Linked DNA regions of Homo sapiens: region 1 is linked to region 2. The links are chromatin contacts, found by Hi-C in ENCODE. All regions are on one chromosome and are shown on one strand. Each heading gives the region's core, a stretch centred on a gene start or an enhancer-like site at or near the end of the contact. The rest is flanking DNA. Distances are from core to core; before and after follow the strand shown. Region 1 holds the start of PGM2L1 (phosphoglucomutase 2 like 1). Region 2 holds the start of LAMTOR1 (late endosomal/lysosomal adaptor, MAPK and MTOR activator 1).

Region 1 (2,700 bases), core at 27-2,526, 2.3 Mb before region 2:
TTCCTTACAAAAAAGCTGACTAGGGAAAGAGTTGTAATGTACTTGCCCAAAATCATAGCCATTCTAAGAAGGCCAAACCAAGAAACGGAGGAGTAGCTAGGTGGCTGACAGGTCAGCACTTCTCAGCATTTCCCAGACCTCAACTTAGGTGAGCTTTCCATAGGAGAGACGGCTAAGAAGTAACGGAAGACTATTTCAATTTGGGTGAACCAATTTCCTTTTCCTCCGTATTCCCATTACCATTGCTCTTGGTATCTTGTGATGCTTATACATTCTTATATTTAGGTTAAATGCCGACCATCTTCCCTCAACAACTTCCTTATCTATTTTCCAGTAATCTTGTTCTCCCTACCTCCTAGTTTACTATAGCAGCAGAGATATTAGATTGGTACAAAAGTCATTGCCGTTTTTGCCATTACTTTTAATGCCATTATTTTTAATGGCAAAAACAGCAATTACTTTTGCACCGACCTAATAAAATAACTGCCAGCTGAGGGGATCTGAAATGAGATTGGAACCCTAGTTTGACCGCTCACGAACTCGGCCTCTTAGGAGAGGTGTCTCAGGGAGTCAGTTTCTTCTTTGTGTGTGAAACGGAAAAGGACTACGCCCCTGTACCTTACTGAGGGATTGAGGCGATAGAACGCGATTCGTAAACTGCACAGCACTAAACGGATACCACTTTGTCCCCTTACTATGTCATTCCTTGTTTAATTTAATGCCAGGGCCACACAGCGCAGCATAACTAATAGGGATAGGGCGTGTCTGTAGGGAACTACCTCGAGGTAGATCTTTTTCTTTTGAGGAAAGGGGGAACGCGGAGCTGCTGGGAGTCGTAGTCTCGGCGGCGGTCTCCGCTGAGCTCAGACAAAGGAAAGAACTACAACTCCCGTGAGGCAGTGCGCGGACAGCTCGCACTGCCCCTCCTCCCCCAACCGGCGCGTGCCCCCAAGAGAAACTGGGGGCCTGCGCGCGCGCTGGGGACCTGCAGGGCAAGCGCAAAGGCAGCTTGCTAGTGGTAGCCGTGAGAGCAGATCGAGGAAAGGAGACCCTTGGCAAATTAAAAAATAAAAAGAACCGTGCACTATTGCCTCACCACCCGGACGGGCTGTAAACCCCCACTACTTCGGAGGCGTGGGGAGCGCGCTCCCGGGCTCCAGTCTAGAACTTCGGGGACTTAAATCAGCAAGGGCGGGAAGGGGCGGGGCCTAAGGCGCGGGGCGGGGCCGTAGGCGGGGCGGGCGGCGGCGGCGGCGGCGGAGCCAGGACCCAGACATCTGGGACTGTTGTTCTCTCGCGGCGCGACCGCCTCAGTCACTTCGCCCAGAGACCCGGACCTGGTCCGCTGGGGAGCAGGCGGCCATAAACCCCCTCTCTCCCGGTTCCCTGACGCCGCGGCAGGAGCTGTTACGAACACCCTGCGGTTGGTCTCCGATGCCCTTCAGTGAGGTGGGGACGCCTGGACCCTGGTGAGCGAACCCCAAGCCACCCCCCACCCCAACTCAGTGTCTTCGCCGGCCCCCGGCCCGTACGCCTGTCTGGTCGCCATGGCTGAAAACACAGAGGGGGATCTGAACTCCAACCTGCTCCACGCCCCCTACCACACCGGGGACCCTCAGCTGGACACGGCCATCGGGCAGTGGCTCCGCTGGGATAAGGTGGGTACCTGGTCAGCCCGGCAAACGCCGTCGCCTCCCCCACACAGTCTGCTCTTTCCTGTGCCCACCCAGCGCCCCGCGGGCTGCAGAGGAGATGGCTCGGGACACCGAGCGGGGGGCAGCGGAGCAGGGCGTTGCCACCCACCTATGCGTGGGGTTGCTCCTTCGGACTGCCAGAGCCGGGCGGCAACATCTGCATCGCTTCCTTCTGCAGTGCTCTCAATTGTAACCTCCCTTCCTCTTCTTTACCCTCTTTCCTTTCAAGTGCTGTCTTCCCTCTTTCTTCAAAAAAAAAAAAAAAAAAATCATCATCATTGTAAGTTATACCCTAAACAACGATTTCCTTTCCCTTTTTCTCCCTTGACTTCCTTCTCCACATACCTGAAAGTGGTTTCTGGCACCCTTACTGGGCGTTTCTAACCGCTATCCGCTTTAGTTCTGGTCTGGTGTGTTTCCTCCTTCTGTCGCTAGGTAGTTGCTGGCCTTTTATCACTCCCTGGTATTGTCTAGTATCACCTTTTGCTGTTGGGAAAGGCAAGGCGCTTACCTCTTCTTTCTCCTGCTGGCAGCTATTTTCTGGAATTAATCTGTTCAAGGAATCGTGTTTTCCAGGTTTCATGTGGTACTCTTAATACAGGATTGTTTTTGCCTTAACCATTACTTCTCTACCAACACCTCCCCACCCACCCTCCGCCCCCACCTCCAAGTTGTGGTGGTAATTAAACCTCGTGCGGGCATTTGGGATGAATTTGTGACAATCAGAATTAAAATGCAGCTATCTTACTTGTAAAAGAGGTCCCTGGTAGCTCCAACAGAGGAAGATAATCCAAGCTTTTGCTTTGTCAAGTGCGTAAAATACCTTTGTTGAAGTAGAGAAGGCAGCACATTTAAAATGGAATTAATGACACTGAATTAAGGAATTTGTATGGTAGTATGTGACATTATGTTGTACAAATGAATTTCCTTAAGGCTTCACTTTCTGAAAGTTTTGTTTTTACTTTATTCATTCATTCATTCAGCAAAAAAATATTGAATGCTGAGT
Region 2 (2,700 bases), core at 115-2,614:
AGGCCATGCCTTGGGCTACAGGGAAGAGTCAGAACCTGTCACTGTGCTCCAGGAACTCCCAAGTTTGGTAGGTGAGACTGACCCAGGAACAGAGAATACAATATAGTGTGATCACTATTGGATGTTCCATGACTACAGGGACTTTGGCTGTTTTGTGAACTGCTGCATATCCAGATATAACAATGTGTGGCACATAGTAGACGCTCAGCAAATATTTGTTGATTCAATAAATGCATGAATTAACACTGGATGAGGATTAAGCATAGGGAGCTGGGCATGTCCAGAGAATGGAGTCAGAGAAGGTAATCAGGAGGACATTGTACTGAGTCTCGAAGACAGTAAAGACAGTAGGCAGACCAGGCTGCATGTACAAAGTCCAGTAGATCAATCAGGAAACTACATTATTTCTCTATGTCCAGTGAAACACATTGCTGACCCCTCCACCCCTCACCCCAGAACATGCAGTGGGAGAGGTGTCAGGCTCTTGTTATGTCAGACGGGTAATGTGCCAAAACAAGATTTGAGGGTGGCACATTTGATACATGCTGGTGAACACCCAATCACACGCTCATGAACAACAAATGGATCACTATACAATCTTGGACGGACTTGGACCTGTGTTCAGGGCCCAAGGGAAGACATGGAGCGGGGGTTAGGAAAAGAGAACTGATGGTCAGCTTTGTGCGTTCGATTACAATGGGTGCTGTTAAAAAAGGCAGAATTAAAGATAAAAGCCTGAAAGCAGAGAGGTCAGTGAGGTGGCTTCTATCTCCTCTACCAGGATTTATCTCCGCTGCGCGTCAGCATGTGAAGGTAGTATAAGGTCCCTTCTTCCTGTAAGTCGCAGATCCCCAGCCCAGGTGGAGAATACACCCTCTGTGTATTCACCCCCAGCCCAGCTGGGCGATACACCCTCTGTGTTCCCCGACTAGGTACTGGTCATCTGGATCATCTGTGTGTGTGCACCCAGACCGTACGATCTGGAGCATCAGGCCTGGATCCCAGTCGCCCCTCGCATGGCATTTAGAAGAGTATATCACAAGGGCATACGAGGGCATTTGGTACGAGTTCGCTCAATGGCCCAGAAAAGTGGCCTAGTGGCCACGAGAACGCATAACACAATTCACGATGGCCACTACTGCCAGTTTAGAGACTGGAAAGATGAAGTCATGTGATCCGCCCCGCCCTTTCCCCGCATCACGTGCTTGCGTGTACGGTTACGCCTTCCCATTGGTTGACAACGATCACGCGCTAGCGGGCGGGACCGGAAGCCGGGGTATTGACTGAGGCGGCCAAGCGGCTCCGGGACAGGGGGTACGGGGGGTGGGGGCGGGTGGTTGCCTGCGGGAGGCCGCCGCGGGTCATGTGACCGGAAGGGCTCCTCACGGACGCCGTCCCTCCTCGGCGCGGCCTGAGCGCCCGGCCCGACCCCGGCCATGGGGTGCTGCTACAGCAGCGAGAACGAGGACTCGGACCAGGTGCGGCCGCGGCAGGCGGGGCTCGGGAATGAGGGCTAAGACACTGGGGCATGGGGCCCAGAAAGAAACCTGCGGAGGACGGGCAGCCGGACTGCAGGGCTCACTGAATACGGAGGCCTGGAGGGGACAGATTACAGAGGAGACGCCAAGCCGGGCTCCTACCCCTGTTAAAGCCCCAGATTTCTACACAGTCCCCGCCTCGGGGTGTGCAGGCAGCCGCCTGTCCGGCTCGCTCCCACCACTTCCGTTTGCTCCTACCTTCAAAACTTTTCAGATTCAAGGATCCTCAGTCTAGGTCCCCGGGAAACACTCCCTTCCCCAGCTTCCTGTGTCTTCTGTGTATTAGTGGGCTTTGCGAATCCATTTTAGGGGTGGGTAAGCTGAGGCCCTGAGTTAGTCTGTCCTGAGATGAATCAGGAATTCGTGTATCGTCTTAGTCCCTGGGGTTGCAGAAGGAAGGTCGCTGCTAGTCTAGGGCCAGGGGACGACTCTGGAAGTTGGTGGCCTTTGAATTGGCCAATGAAGGATTTAATCGATACAGTGAGGACATCGGGACATGTGGGAAATTGTCTGGGAAGCAACAAAGAGGATTTAGCTTTGGCTAGATTGTGGGAAAAGAGAAATGGAGCGGGAAGTTCATTTGGTTCTGAGTTTGGCTTGCCTCAGTGCAGTCTGCCTGGGGCCTGAGGGTTCCTTTAGCTGGAGACATGCCTATTCTGAGAATTTGGCTGTAGATCTGATACCTTTGGAGAAAGGGTTAGGCTGGGGAGACCTGTACAGTTTTAAATTCTCCCTCTTCCTCTTAGTGCATTCTCACTTCTCCCCACACTCTAATCCCTGCCCTGCCTGGCCTGACATTCAAGGATGAAGTCTCAAGTTGCTGTCTACTCTCCTTTTTTGATCGTCTCTAAGCCCGGATTCTACATTTGAACATATAGTAGACCTGAGAGAGTAGAAAGGTTTCAGGTAGCTCACGGTCTAATGGGGAAGATGGTCACAAAAATAGATTATATCACTGGTACTTGGGAAGTAGTTCGTTCTTCAGTGAACGTATTTTGGATTAAGGGCTTAAGCCTAGGAAAATGTCGTTTGTATGGGAAGCAAGGGTGGCTTCTGGTTCTCAATTCTCCATACACCCAATGAACACATATTTCCTTTGCCCTGTGTTAGGCATGTGTTGTGCCTAATACCTCTCACTTCACTTCCACCTTTTTGAGAAAGA

What was found. A loop is a pair of places that touch in the nucleus more often than their neighbours do. Pooled maps may share reads with other maps.
Region 1: a loop to region 2 is called in a pooled map, with 7 times the contacts of the local background. The contact joins the promoter of PGM2L1 here to the promoter of LAMTOR1 in region 2. A Hi-C loop is called at or near these places in 2 of 168 maps with a recorded cell type or tissue (CD8-positive, alpha-beta T cell and naive thymus-derived CD4-positive, alpha-beta T cell) and 8 of 50 pooled maps.

What each region holds. Positions count from the first base shown.
Region 1 is chr11:74,397,009-74,399,708 of GRCh38, reverse strand. It overlaps PGM2L1 (phosphoglucomutase 2 like 1), which reads left to right and starts at 1,276. Exons shown (of 14, transcript NM_173582.6): 1 at 1,276-1,658. The coding sequence starts at 1,548. MIR548AL (microRNA 548al) reads right to left here and starts at 472; the gene lies at 376-472. RefSeq lists enhancers at 292-912, 812-1,181, 913-1,534, 2,626-2,700.
Region 2 is chr11:72,101,961-72,104,660 of GRCh38, reverse strand. LAMTOR1 (late endosomal/lysosomal adaptor, MAPK and MTOR activator 1) reads left to right here and starts at 1,364. Exons shown (of 5, transcript NM_017907.3): 1 at 1,364-1,478. The coding sequence starts at 1,437. The region is part of intron 5 of LRTOMT (leucine rich transmembrane and O-methyltransferase domain containing); the gene reads right to left. It also overlaps the pseudogene LOC124902837. RefSeq lists enhancers at 278-798, 1,579-1,658 and a silencer at 1,209-1,478.